2 separate regions of the Homo sapiens genome follow, and region 1 is linked to region 2. A link is a contact called in ENCODE Hi-C or POLR2A ChIA-PET data. All regions are on one chromosome and are shown on one strand. Each heading gives the region's core, a stretch centred on a gene start or an enhancer-like site at or near the end of the contact. The rest is flanking DNA. Distances are from core to core; before and after follow the strand shown. Region 1 overlaps PREP (prolyl endopeptidase). Region 2 holds the start of POPDC3 (popeye domain cAMP effector 3).

Region 1 (6,992 bases), core at 4,162-6,661, 150 kb after region 2:
CTGCCAAGAGCCTAATCAAAATGTGAGAACATCTGTCACGCTCTCATTGCATGTCAAAGCTCTGCTGCACACATACACTTGAATCTAAACCACTGCACAACAGATTTTAAGCCATACAAGTCAATGATGTTGTGACATCATATTGTGCTTCAAAGGCACCTTTTACACAACGAAAGAATTCTATTTTAATAACAGTACTACGTGTATGAGGTATATAATCAGTAGATACAAATCTTCTATTGGCATTATACATACAGGCTATACCCTGTTTATGGGCAAAGTTGCATTTTCTAAATATGGAAATGAAGAGCAACGCATTAAGATCTGTACTATCCAGGTACTGTTTAAATATTTATCATGAGTCTTTTTATTCCTCCTATTACAGCAGTACAAATAAAAAACTGTAAGTATTTAAGAGGCTCAATGCCCGGAACTTTTGTTTGGGAAGTGGAGAGCCAGGTACAGGGAAATTCTGGGAGAGTTCCAGTGCCACAGGCACCTGGCAGCGCCGAAGCGCATGTTCTCCACGGTTTAACCTGGACATTCCAGGCTGCTATGTATGTGGCTGTTAGGTTTGTATTCCACAGAAGCACTTTCTTAGCTGCCATGTTTTATCTTTTCATTTGTAAATGAAAACAATATATATTAGGTGGTAACTAGCTTGTCATCTATAAAGAATATTACCATTATCAGAATAGGAAAAAAAAGCCATCTAATAGAGGAAACACCCCAATCATACTAAGCAGTAAGAGATATTTCCCTGGAAGAAGCGGCCTCCCTGGCAGTTGTCATTATTATAGGGGTCCTTCCCTTTCCCAGACTCCAAAGGCAATTATACACTTGGGTACTAAATGTCTGTGGGAAGTGGAAAAAAGGGGAAAACAGTATCTTTTTTTACACAGAGCTGAGCCCCCTCATAGACATGAGAAGATTAGGATCTCTCTCGTGCAACCCTACCCCGTCCTACCTAGGGCAGCTGAGAGTGTGCTCTTGAGAGCAGAGGAGAGAACACTTGCTGGGTGCTGCCTGGGTGTCCCTGACATTCCTGATAGGAGAGGCACACCTATCCTTGCTGGGGATACCCAGGCAAGGACCAGAACAAGGCCCTGAGAAAACCAAATGTCACAACTGATAGGGACACATTTTCTACAAATTAGAGGAAAAAAAAGAGCAAAGAATGCCAGACTAAAAGTGAACAGATGTTAGAAAATTGGTATAGGATGAGGGTGAATTTATGAACCATGAAAATACCAGACAGGGGCTACAGGCCCCTACAGGATCTCCCTCCAGGCAATGGCTCACCATGAAAACAAAATAAGCAGCAGCCAAATAAATAGGAAACTAAAAGTCTGTTACATTTATTTCTAACGTTGATTGAAAAAAATAGATTATATTCTATTGCCAGATCTTGAATATACCTTATCTCTTAATAATCCCACAGGAATCCTAAAAAACAGATACTATCAATCTCTACTTTACAGTTGAAAAAACTGTGGCAGAAAGGTTAAATGACTTGCCCCACGTGGATTTCAGGCCTGTCTGACAGAGCTTCTTGACCCTGTATGTCTTCTCGGCCCTGTATGTCTATCAAGAATGTTGTACTTTTAAATGCTATTTACATAGATGAAGATTCTGCAAACTTTTTCTTAAAGGCCATATATTAAATATTTCAGGCCTTCTGGGACATAGAGTTTCTGTTGCAACCACTCTAAGTGCCAAAGCAACCACAGGCAATATGTAAACAAATGGGCATGTGTTCTCCAATAAAACAGGAGGCCAGTTTGCCAACTGCTGATGTAGAACAGGGGCTGATAAATCATAGCTCTACACCAAATCCAGCCCACCACCTGTTTTAGTAAACAAAGCTTTATTCATGATCTAGATGTAGCCTATCATCTAGACCATTTCTAGACAATTGAAGGGTAATTCACCAAGCTATAATAATGCCCTAGTTTCACAGAAACATTGTGGGGAACATCCAGCGCTCTTTATTCTCATCTTCCTTCACAAACAATGTTCTGATTCCTAATCTGTGGCCTGTGTGGTCCAGCCCTCCAGGTGGGAGGGGCCTTGATAAACACCTGGTGCCCTATTGGTGACCTCTCATTGCAAAGGAACAGAGACATTCTTCGTCATCATCAATCAACCAGTGATTCAGTTTCTGGAAGACTCAGTACCCTTGGGGAGCTGAAAAAACAAAAAAGGAGATTCTTAACCTGAAAAGATGGTGGCCAAAGACGAAGCTTGTGGTGACATGACAATTAATTAATTTATTCATTCAAATGTTTTATTGAGTGTCTACTCTGTGTCATGCAGAAATGCACATGAACTTCAGACTAAAAACACTGACTCACAGCACTTAAGTCCATACTTTACATAGAGCAAATCCCCATGTTATTTACAACACCAAAAGACCTGAGCTAGAACACAAACCATATTCAAGCAAGCAGATTGACACAGACAGAAATGTTACAATAGGAGCCCCAAGAGAAAGAACTCCAGCTTCCTGTCAAGAGTAGCAGCCATAGGAGCAGAACCTGCAGGCTATGGGAGGGCAGCGACTATGCCAGCTCACTGCTGAATCCTGAGTGTTTGGCTCAATGACCGTCAACCGTGGGGGCTACAAAATACTAGTTGTCATGAATTACCTCCACTGCTTCTGATAAGCTACAGTGTGAATGGCCCAGCCTGAAAGTCAGACTTCCTAACTCTCACATTAATGAGATCATATTCTCCATACCTGGACTGTCTGGTAATCAGAAGCATCAATTCCTTTTACGGTCACCTCTCGGAAAACTCTTGGCTCCAGCTCCTCTTTGGTAAGATCACAGTGATAAATGATACCTAAAAAGTAGAATAAGGCTTGGTTTAGTCTACGGGACTCACTAGATTCAAAGGGGGCAAGGATCACAAACCACAACCAAATGCCAGCAATGGCAAGAGAGGATCATTTATCAGGGACTTGGTTAATCCCCACCACAGTCGAAGGCTCACTGCAGACAAGTGCTTAGAACAGAGTCTGGCATGAGGGGTGCTATGTAAGTGTTCATCCTCATCATCACCATCTCATGCAGCCTTCTTTTTTATAACACTAGTAAGTATATACATTTTAGAAGATTCTAATGCATTCTGTGAATATGAGAAAAGGTGAGAAACCTAATTGCAGAAATTTAACTCGTCTTCCCCAAGCTGGGTCACTTAGGAATGCAGGTCAAAAAAATGGTAGACTTCATCTAGTGCCATTTGACCTGGGAGGTGACTGACAAAAAACTCAAGTGATTTGCCCAGGGTCAAGAGCCAGTCAGGGGTCTCTTGACAAACACTCTGGGGCTCCTGCTACCTGGCACCTACCTATCTGTGGACACTCATGTGGACAGCAATCACGGACCAAAGATGATCAGTAGATATTTCAAAATTGCTTTTCCAATTTGGATTGTCCCAGTAATTGTGCACGACACAAAATGATTAATATACATACTAAGAATTCCAGCGTATGTAACACTAATTAAACATTTCCCAAATTTAATGCTACTACTTTCTAACATTTAAGAACTAAATCAAAGAAATAATAAGACAAGTCATTAATGTTTGAAAACAATGACACTGCTGTGGTTTATAAAACAGAATTAGTCATCCACAGAGTGGCTGGTGTGGAAATAGCACCTCCCCACATAATACTTTGAGCATATGCTGTCAAGTATATGAAAAATTGATTTAGTGATCCCATCAGTACTTGCTGGAAAACCAAAAACCAAACGGTACTCCCACAGAGCACATTTAAATGGAATAATCATTATTAAAATGTCAGTCCTTTCTTTCTTCTCGACTCCTCTGTGTATGCACTTCACTAACAGCTGGGAAACAATACGCTGCCCCCGACCGGAAAGGAGTAATACATTTAGATCCGTGAACAGCACAGCTGCTAATCCTTATGAATGTTGTCTCAATTCTCATGATTGCAGACAAACTGTTTTAAGGTTACCATAACAGGGTATACGATTAACGCTGACAGTAAGATGTATAACATGACTCAAGTATTGACTTTCTTAGTTTAAGTTATGCTTGGATATTTGTTAGAATATACCTTTATATATACTTCCAATTGCATTCTGTGAGCATGTATTCTAATTTACCAGATATAATGAATACTGTACTTGCCTAAATAAATGTAATCTTGGGGTAAAAGGCTATCTCTTGTGGTATATTTTAATTTTTAAGAGCTTCTTGATCAGTACCCGGTGCCCCCCACAAACACAAAAAGCATGTGAATCCTTGAAAAAAAGTATAAATAATCAAACAACAACAACAAAAAGACAACGTGCAGACCAAGCATGCACCATTTGAGCACCTGCCTCACCCTGGCATCACCACGACCTGTAGTACAGCAAATGACAAAGGCCTAGGGAGCCAAAATTCCCAGCTCTGAAAGTTGCTAGCTCAGTGACCTGAGACAAGGCACCAAAGTACTAGAATGCAAGTTCTGTAGTGAAAGACAATGAGTAGGAAATATACTCTAAATGCCTGTTTATCTAGAAAGGTTGAGACATCAAATCTAACCACAGAATGAAATAAATATGCAACAGGGGCTGGTTACTGTACACGGAAAGAGTTTCAAATGCCTGACCTCCCTATTCTTCTGTCCTGTGCACCAGAAGTGGTACCTTGAAGGAGGCTGTGTTAAACCTGAAGGTACTGGCACTTAATATATTTTATCGATACTTTCTGTTTATAGATCCATCTAGGTTAGCCCATTGCATATTCACAGCATAATGTGAATCCCTATAATCTAATGATGCTTTGTGTCCCATCTGATTTGGCTCAGAGGATAAGAACAAGGAAGGTGGGGTTTGAAGAAAACATCCTAGACTCATAAACCAGAGTTGGTCAGGTGATCGCTAGGAAATAAATTTCAAAGTTTAAGGGTGAAAAAAGAGAACTGAACTGTGGAAGTCCCTTAAGGCCAGAGAAGGTATCTGGACTTGAGAAGGAGGCAGGGAGATCAGTTGGTATGTTCCCAGTGTAATCTGAAATAAATGTAAGGAGAAGTAGGAGTAGTCAGGAGAAAGACAGACAACTCTAGGAGAACCTACCAAAACAAGAATCAGGGGATCCGAAAAGTCACGTATGTAAAAAGGCGGCAAACTTTGTAACCCATGGAGATTTTGTTTTAACTGATTTTAGGTTGGGTTTTAACATTATTCAAAGAAAAAAACAAAAACAAGTCTCAAAAAGTTTTGCCTTTCCCTGATATCCGTGAAAGGTTTTTCTATGATTTCTCACCCCTGACTCCCAGAGCCATGCATATGGGACTGCTCTACTGGATTATTACAACACGCAGGTCTGGAGCTCACCCTAGGCAACTCTCCAAGGTTCCACAAGTACAGAGTTCACCGGTTCAACCACTAAGTGGTTTGAACCACAGAGAATAAGTGCACTGTGCTCTAAGCTGCTATGGCTGCCTGTTTTTTTCCAAATGTGACTCAAGGTGCCAAAGTAAGTCATAAATGGCTTGGGCTCAAGATGTGTTTTCACCATGTACCTCCAAGGAAAACAAAGTCAGCTGGTGTGCACCTGCCAGAGTTATCAAATGTCTGCAGCAGGAAGCTGGAGCTGCAGTTATTTGTGACCCTGGGGCTTTACATATAATTGAGTACCTCTGCTCTTTACTGTAGTAGTGAACAGCTAGCCTTCAGACACCAGTGCAAGACTACTTGTGAGCCTATGTGTATATACCCACACTGACAATCCATGCTTTCATGAGATCTAATCTAATTATCTGATGGCTGTTTTTGCATTTGGTCTCACAAGATCTGAATCCGGAAGCCCCATTCTCTGGTTTTAGAAATCAAATTGCATTCGGCAGAGAAAAGAGAAAAATGGAGGCAAAACTAGTAAAAGGAGACAGACAAAGCTTGGTCAGAAAATTAAAGCTTGGTCAGAAAATGCCTGGCAGTACAGAACGAGGAACACACTTCTCTTTTCAAATTTCACAGCCACAGTCACGGGTAATATTTCATTGTTTGGCACAGAACCCAGCATTTTACACTTGGACAATAAGCCCTTTCTTCCCCAGGTAATGATGAGCTTGTTCCTGACATAAATGGTCACATGCGGTCACTGAAGGAGGTTTACAGGCCTTTGGGGACTCCAGCTTTTTTTAAGAGCAGGTGAGTCACCCTCACTGCCCTCCTCATTGCCCTTTATCCATTTAAACTATTTAAGATACGAAATTTTCCAAAGTAAAACTTCTGTACCCAGTGTAAATTTGAGGAAATTAACTGTGGGCCCTGCAGCAGTGGGCTAAGAATGGCTATCTAGAAGAAATGATTTTCCTCATCTGTCCACTGGCTGCTGCTGTACTCCAGGTTCTAGGGGGAAGAGGGAATGGGGGGAGGTGCAGGACACCCTGAAGTCGAATTCTCGAACGGTCACTTCCTGGCTTCTGGCCCTTGCATGGTTTCCACATTCTTGTGGGTGCTTTTCCTAGCTTCTCTTGATCCGCTGCAAGGTGCTTGGGAAAGTAAAGCCTGGCTAGGTTTTCAAGGTATACTATCAGACCTATTTACAGAACATCATTCTTTTGGTTTTAATAACCCTGACAGCAACCTACCACCACTATAAGATTCCTTATGGATTGCCTGCTCTGTGACTCAGAGGCTCAAAATAACAGTGATGAGACATCACTGTCAACTGGCCAAATCCCAAGAGGAGGACAGGGCCACTTGAGCACCTGCCTTGCTCTCCCCTAAGACTGCTTTTTTTGTCTAATGACCAAACGACTGCAGCAAAACTGAGTGGGACAAAAAGCACTTTGGAGGAGTTCAACATATGTGCATAAGGAAAGTGCAGACTTTTTTCAGCCAGATTGCTTTTAGGACAGGGTCTGCCTGGTCAACTGCAAACTGCTAACTGAGCCAGACTCCTGGGACAAATCAGTGTGTGTATGGCCATGACGCTACAAAAACAGTGCAGATGGACAGAATGGAGGAAAA
Region 2 (7,350 bases), core at 1,217-3,716:
GACAGGAAGAACCAAGATCAGCTGTGCTCTTTCTCTGTGCAGGTACTAATTCCTAAAACAGATCCATTTAGGAGTCACAGCAACTCTGAAACCTACATACTATTGTCAGCATTGTTCAGAGTGGAAGATGAAGCTCAGAGGGATGGAGATTCTTCTGTAAGCTTAGCCAGTTGCTTGTCCTTCCAATACTACCCCACAACACCTTCCTTCATGATCCCATCCTAGCCAATTTCAGTGTGCCAGAGTCACTGGAGGTTATTATTCTGTTGAAGAACACAAAGTAAGAAAGTCTCGCTAAAAGTCTGTGTGAATCAATCCCTGGATTCTCTGGGTTGGAGGAGGACCCTGCATTTTTATAGGTAATTTCAGTCAGGAACTTTCGGTTATTTATTTAATTTAGAAAACACCTGATGTAATTTTCCTTGTAAGACTTTTTCTTATAACTACTTAGATAAAAGGGAGAAACATTTTCTCTCTTCCTTTAAAACAATCGAATCGGTGATTCGATATACTCTTCTATTAATTGGAGGGACATTCTCTCGAGGGAGCTCATAATCCCAACTGACCAATGACCATAATTACAAAATGTGATCTCAACTGCAGTTTACAGACTTTCAGATCTATCATGGATATTTCCAAAGCAGTTTTGAAATTTCTTGCCTGCCATGTTGCTTATGTGTTATGCTCACATACTGTAGCAAATGCTTCATAACATTCTTAATTCTTCCTGGAGACTGTTTCAAAATAAGCAGGCATCAGTGCTCTAGTGTGTCAACCGTATTAGTCAGTCTTGTGGTGAAAAGTATGGGACTTTTGTTTCCCATGACACATTTTTATTTAATAGCATAGAATGTAACCATTTAGAGGCAGAAGATGCACCATGATTCAGCTATTTTGAGGGACTGATATGATTAAAGAAACTCAACTATCAAATATTTCCCATTTAAATGTATAAAATTTTGAGGACAGAGAATATCTTAGATTTCAATTAATATTTGTATCCCAAACTCCTGAAGACACACACACACACACACACACACACACACACACACACACACACACAGATTTTTCAGGACAGAACCTCAGAGATATCTGGAATCTGGGATCAGCCAGAGCTCTTCATTTTGCGAATATGGAAACTGAGATCCAATTTTTTGTTTATATTTTCTGTCTCATGTAGTTCTTGTTTGGTTTTCTATTGTCACAAAGAACAATGCCAAGTTATTGTACTCTCACAAGAGGATATTTTCATGCAACAGTCCGTAGAATTAAAAACAAGAAGGAAAAAAAATAGCCACTAAACTTAGTATGAACAGGCAACAATAATTTTTTAAGGCTGCTATAAAACTCAATTGCAGTTTGTAGGCTTGCAAATTCAAAATATCTAACTACCGGAATTAGAGTGAAAAGTCAGGAAGCAACGAAGTTTAGTAAATCAAATTGCGTCCAAAAGTGGGCTTCTAATTCTACTTTTCCATTTATTATTTACAAACAGAATTTTTCACTTTCTGCAAATGTCTTCTGGCTAAATTTTTGGCACTGCCCCTCTTACTGTATTTTGGTTGTGCCTTTCATCTTTGCCTAAAATACAGACCCTCAAAACTATACCACTGTAACCGACATGGTGATAAGACAATTTAGGGGTTGGCAAATTTCTTTTTTGGCAGGGGGATCCCCAAATGGAGAAAACAGGTCCGCGCGACCTTTGATGAGGCAGCTTTTTTGTACCCCCAACTCTGTGAGAACAGTGTGAGAGCACTGACACCAGTCAGGCCCTTTGCTTACAGACCGGGGGCGGGAGTAGGGGGGAAGGAAACTCCCGGCGCTGGCATGACTTCCCCAGGACTGACAAGGGCCCCTAGGAACGGCTTTTCTCCCTTGCAAAACTGGCCTGTTTATTTCGGCTCCAGGGTGCCTGGGGCCAGAGTAGGACCTGCAGGAAAAGATCTGGGAGGAATATTCGCCCAGAAGCCTCTAGGGCATACGACTCGCGTTCTTCAGGGGTCGGCGCGGATAGGAACCGCAGCAAAGGATCCCCTAGACCTCCGAGCTGTGAGCGGCGACACAGCCGGGACCCCAGACCCCGGACCCCAGGGCGCGGAGTTGACCGGAGCCGGGAAGGGAGCGGCGCGGGCAGCGCGGGGCAGCGAGACGCAAGCGCTCGCAGGGGTCGGCGGCCCAGCAGAAGCCGCGCCCGCTAAGTTGCCCGAAGCGGCCGCGAGGTGCGAGGGTGCGGACAGCACCGGAAGGCGGCGGACGCAGCGCCCCCGGGCTCACCTTCTTACCTTTCCTTCCCAGCCCTGCCCGGAGCTTCAGCCCGGCGCCCGCAGAAGTTTCCCGGCGGAGCGCGCTTGACCCGGGTGGCCCGCGCGGAAGCCCTCAGCGTCCCCCTCGTGAGTGCCTCGCCGCCCACCCTGCGGCGCCGGGCGCAGCGTGACCGCAGCGGGCTCCGGAGCGGCGCGGCGGCGCGGGCGGGTGCCGGGCACGGGCGCGCGCCCCGGGGCGCAGCCGGGTGGGCGGGCGCGGCGGCTGCGTCTGGGCCGGGGCAGGCGGTTCGGCCACCGGGGTGCGGGGCTGCGGAGAATCCTAGCGGCCGCTACGGACCGAAGTTTCCAAAGATGCGGTTCCCCGAGTGTACACCGCTCCCGGTTGTAACATACACCTAGTATTCACAGTCACACTAGGCAGGAGCGATGGGCTGGCTGCTGAACCAAGGCAACTGCACGCCTGCTCTCTCACCCCCGCTCCACACACACCGTAAACAAAATGAAGAGGTAAATCACCATAGTGGGGACGGGAATATTAGGGTGTATTGGACAGAGAGAGAGAGAGAGAGAGGTAAATATAGTATTTTTTTTTTTTTTAGAGATGGTGTCTCGCTCTGTCACCCAGGCTGGAGTGCAGTGGTGATCACGGCTCACTGCAATCTCGACCTCCTGGGCCCAGGCATCCTCCTGACTCAGCCTCCTAAAGCTTAGGATTGCAGATGTGAGCCACCGCACCCAACCAATAAATACGGACTGTTGCATGAAAAATAAAATATCTATATTCAAATCAATGAACATCTCTAAAAGCAAATGAGTAAAGGGCATAGACAATCATAAAAGGAAAAAATTTAAAAACACAAATGACAAAAAGCTCATATCAGTAATAACCAAATGCATACAATTTTAAAGCAATGATCAGGTGCATTTTTTCTTCCTTTGCAATTAGCAAAGTTTTGTTTTGTTTTTGTGATGAAACAAATGTGAGGGTTGGTGACGACCAGTAAAACACGCCACTAATTTAAGAATGTCATCTCCTGTCTTCTAGTTCGCTTTCATTTTATATAACCATATTGATAACAGCGACTCCAGGAACAAGAATTTATTGAGCAATCAGTGTCTTTTTTGAGCCCCAGGGTAACCACAAAAACAGTGAATATAGATGGTAAAATTAACTCCCTTTAATTGATGCTGGAACTGAGGATCAAGAAATACACATATTCTTACACCCCAGAAATGGCTAGAAACCAGTTGACTCCTAGGCCTTTGCTCTTTCTCTTCATTGCAGGGATTTACTCAAATGTTGGAAATCCAGTTTGAACTGGATGTAGTCCATAGTGTGTGTGTGTGTGTGTGTGTGTGTGTGTGTGTGTGTATATATATGTATATATATATATATACACACACACACACCTTTAAACTATGGCCAGGGAAGTGAGAAGCCCATGAACTTTGAGGTCAGATGTACTCTGGATTTAGATTTTACTTGTTTAGTGTCCTACATTTTAAAAATTTAAGGATTATATTACTGTTATTTTTAATTTAAAAACTCAGAAGCTGTTACTGTTGCCCTGGATTCTTATGATCTCCCATGATAGAGATTAACAGAGATCACCAAACATAGCAGCAAAGGAAAGTGTATTCAGCTTGTGCGCAAGGGAGTCAGCACCAAGAAAGGCAAAGGAACGGACTGCTCTGAGGATAGTGTGTGGGTCAGTTTTATAGGGTCTTTCTATAGGGGAGGGTTACATCAGGGCACCTATAGGAGGAGTTTTTCTAGTGCTTGCACAGTGGCCCAATATGCTTTTTCATACATCATATGTAGCATTAGCATTTTAAATCTCCACCCCAGGAGTAATTTTTAGCATTAAAGTGAGGAAGGGGTAAATGTAGGTTGGAGTTTAAGTCTAACTGTACAGGCGGGGATCTGGGGAAGTCCCTAGCCCTCTGAAATAGGAGCTTGCAGTTAACAGCTTCTTGGGTGTTTTGTTACCTATTGACTGAGAGTTAGATAAGCTAGAGCTTGAGTAAGGAGCTTTTATCCTTTTTCACCACACCATCTTAAAATAGCTTTCCTGTCTCAATGCAACAAAGATATCCCTGTGTGACAGATTCTTCAGTGGCCCCAATAGTTTCTGATTCCCAGTACCTGTTCATGTTCATACCTGTGTTAGATCCCCTCCTCCTAAGAGGGGTTGGGACCTGTGACTTGCTTCTGAAAATAAATATAACAAAGGTGATGGATATCACTCCCATGACCACATTACATTATAAAAGACTGTCTCTTATGAACAGACTCTCTCTAGAGACTGTCCGGTCTGGCCTGATGAAGGCAGTGGCCATGCTTGGAAAGTCCACATGGTGAGGAACCATGGGCAGCCTCTAGGAGCTGAAAGGCAGCTTCCGGCCCATAGCCAGCCAGCAAGAAGTCCTACAAACTCCAGGAAATGAATTCTGTCAACAGCCTAAGTGAACTTGGAAGTAAATCTTTCCCCAGTCAATCATCCACATGAGAACACAAACCAATGACACCTTAATTGCAGTTTTGTGAAACCCTGAGCAGAGGATCTACTTAATCCATGCCTGGACTCCTAAATGCACCCCCCGACCCAAATTTTGAGAGTATATACAGAGTGCGATCCCTCTTTGAAAATTTTGTGTTAAATACTGCTGCCCTGCTGCATTCTGATTTTTCTCTTTCTTACTCCTTCACATGTATTTTCTTGCCTTGATCATGGCAGAGTTCTCTTTCTCTGTATCCCTCATTTTTTGTTATTATACATTTTATTGTATAAGTAATACATGAATATAATTCAATATACTAAGATATATTGCTTGGCATTATACTGTATCTGCCAACTTTCTTTTCCAGACAACAAAATACCTTGAAGTTCATTTATCTTTTCACATATATAGTATATATAAAATTCTTCTTTTAAATGACTATATACTATTATATTATTAGTATGTCTACCTGAAATAATGGAAAGGATCAGAATCCAGTTTAAAAGCATTTTTCCAAGTGAAAAGCTGAGAATGCCATTCAGATAACACAGACTCCAAAGGAATGGAGTTAGTGCTCCAAAGTTAAGATCTTGCATATACCAGCAGAAAACAAAGAAACTTAGTAGGATTATAACATTTTCTATACAAGGCTGGTTTATGACTTACAACAATTTAATTAGTTACAATTTGTTTTCTTTTCCATACAGCTTGTTTTCTTTTCCTATTTAAAAGAGTGTATTTAACATTCCATCTTAGACAATGTGATAGTCATGAAGTCTGTGTGAGAGAGGAAAGAGGGAAGTTACTCTATAATGAAGATCAACAGTTAAGAGAGAAGGGGTCTTCCCTGGTACCCTTTAGTCATTTATAACATTTTACAAAACAACATAGGTAAAGACAAAGGCTAATCTTAATCAGAAAAACAAAAGGTCACAGCTGCCTACTTTATAGCTGCCTGTTTACATGTGACTCAGATCCCATAATCAGATTCCCTTAAGGCTCAAAATGTTTTAAAGTTCCAACAGCTTAGATTTTTACTTGTTTTCACAAACATATCACAGTGCATCCATCCTCTTAACTATTTAGGTTTTTTGTAGTTTTTTTTTTTTTTTTTTGAGACAGAGTCTCATTGTGTCACCGAGGCTGGAGTAGTGTAGTGGTACAATCTTGGCTCACGGCAACCTCTGCCTTCTGGGTTTAAGCGATTCTCCTGCTTCAGCCTCCCAAGTAACTGGGATTATAGGCACCTGCCACCATACCTGGCTAATTTTTGTGTTTTTAATAGAGATGGGGTTTCACCATGTTGGCCAGCCTGGTCTTGAACTCCTGACCTCAAGTGATCCACCCGCCTTGGCCTCCCAAAGTGCTGAGATTACAGGCATGAGCCACCGCACTGGGCCTATTTCTAGCATTTGATATAGCAAACAAATGCTGTGTGCATGCTCCTTGGACACATATGTGATGATTTCTCCAGAATATATGCTCAGAAGTAGGGCTCTGAGTATGTTCATTTTCATTTTATTTGCTGCTGACAAATCGTGCTCCAGAGTGTCTGTGTCCATTTATATCCCTACCAGGTATGTAGGAGAGTGCTCCTTCCTGCACTCTCCTTTCTTCACAACCCCCAGTGACACCTGATATTACCCAACTTTAAAATTTTTGCTCTAACTCTCTTTCATATTCCTGTTCTCCTCTCTTGTTTTGCATTTTCCTTTTCTTCCTCCTCCTTCTCTCTCTCTTCTCTCATGTTTCCTGCCTCTCTTCCCTCTCTTTCTCAGTTTTTTCTCTTCTTTGGTTTGCTCTTTTGCTTTGTAAAAATTTATAATTTGTTTTAATTTAACATTTATAATCTTTAAAATTTAATTTATAATTTATTTTATAACCTGATTCATAATGACGATTATGAAAATATCTGTCAGCAAATATACATTTATAAAATAACTGCCAACGACTGCAGTGGGTTGTACATTAGCGGCCAACCATCTTTTAAAAAAAAAATTTGATGTAAAATAACCATAACATAAAAGTAACCATCTCAAAATGTACAAGTCAGTGACATTTAGCACATTGAGTGTTGTGCACCAAACACCTCTATCTAGCTTCAAAACATTTCATCCCCCCAAAGGAAAACTCCATACACATAAAGCCTTCACTTTCCAATTCCCCTTTCTCCCCTGGGAACCACTGACCTGCTTTTTGTCTCTATGGATTTTCCTATTCTAGATATTTAATATAAATGGAATCATACAACATATGACATTGTATGTCTGGTTTCTTTCACTTGGCATCATGTTTTTGAGGTTAATCCACATTGTAGCATGTAGAAACTTCTTCCTTTTTATGGCTAAATAATATTACATTGTTTATTATGCCATAGTTTGTTAATCCATTATCTGTTGATGAACATTTGGGTATTTCCACCATTTGACTATTGTGAATAGTGCTGCTATTAACATTTGTGTGTAAGTTTTTGTTTGAATACTTTTGGCTATACACCTAGGGGAAGAATTGCTGGGTCATATGGTAATTCCATGTTTATTTTTTTAAGGAACTACCAAACTGTTTTCTATAACAACTGTAT

What was found. Hi-C counts contacts between places; a loop is a spot of excess contacts on that map. ChIA-PET counts read pairs that join two places held with the same protein, here RNA polymerase II (POLR2A). Pooled maps may share reads with other maps.
Region 1: a loop to region 2 is called in a map of gastrocnemius medialis, with 5 times the contacts of the local background. The contact joins the enhancer-like site here to the promoter of POPDC3 in region 2. A Hi-C loop is called at or near these places in 4 of 168 maps with a recorded cell type or tissue (MCF 10A, gastrocnemius medialis and psoas muscle) and 3 of 50 pooled maps. POLR2A ChIA-PET finds 5 or more read pairs at or near these places in 1 of 52 experiments (MCF 10A).

What each region holds. Positions count from the first base shown.
Region 1 is chr6:105,320,925-105,327,916 of GRCh38, forward strand. It overlaps PREP (prolyl endopeptidase), which reads right to left. Exons shown (of 15, transcript NM_002726.5): 10 at 2,741-2,844. Among named protein-coding and RNA genes, the nearest start is that of PREP-AS1, 45 kb to the left of the region's middle. Within about 2 kb of position 5,412, at least 10 of the 41 ENCODE cell types and tissues checked have a DNase peak (open chromatin) inside an H3K27ac peak, as active enhancers do; they include gastrocnemius medialis and psoas muscle, where a contact is called at or near this core.
Region 2 is chr6:105,177,548-105,184,897 of GRCh38, forward strand. POPDC3 (popeye domain cAMP effector 3) reads right to left here and starts at 2,467. Exons shown (of 4, transcript NM_022361.5): 1 at 2,286-2,467.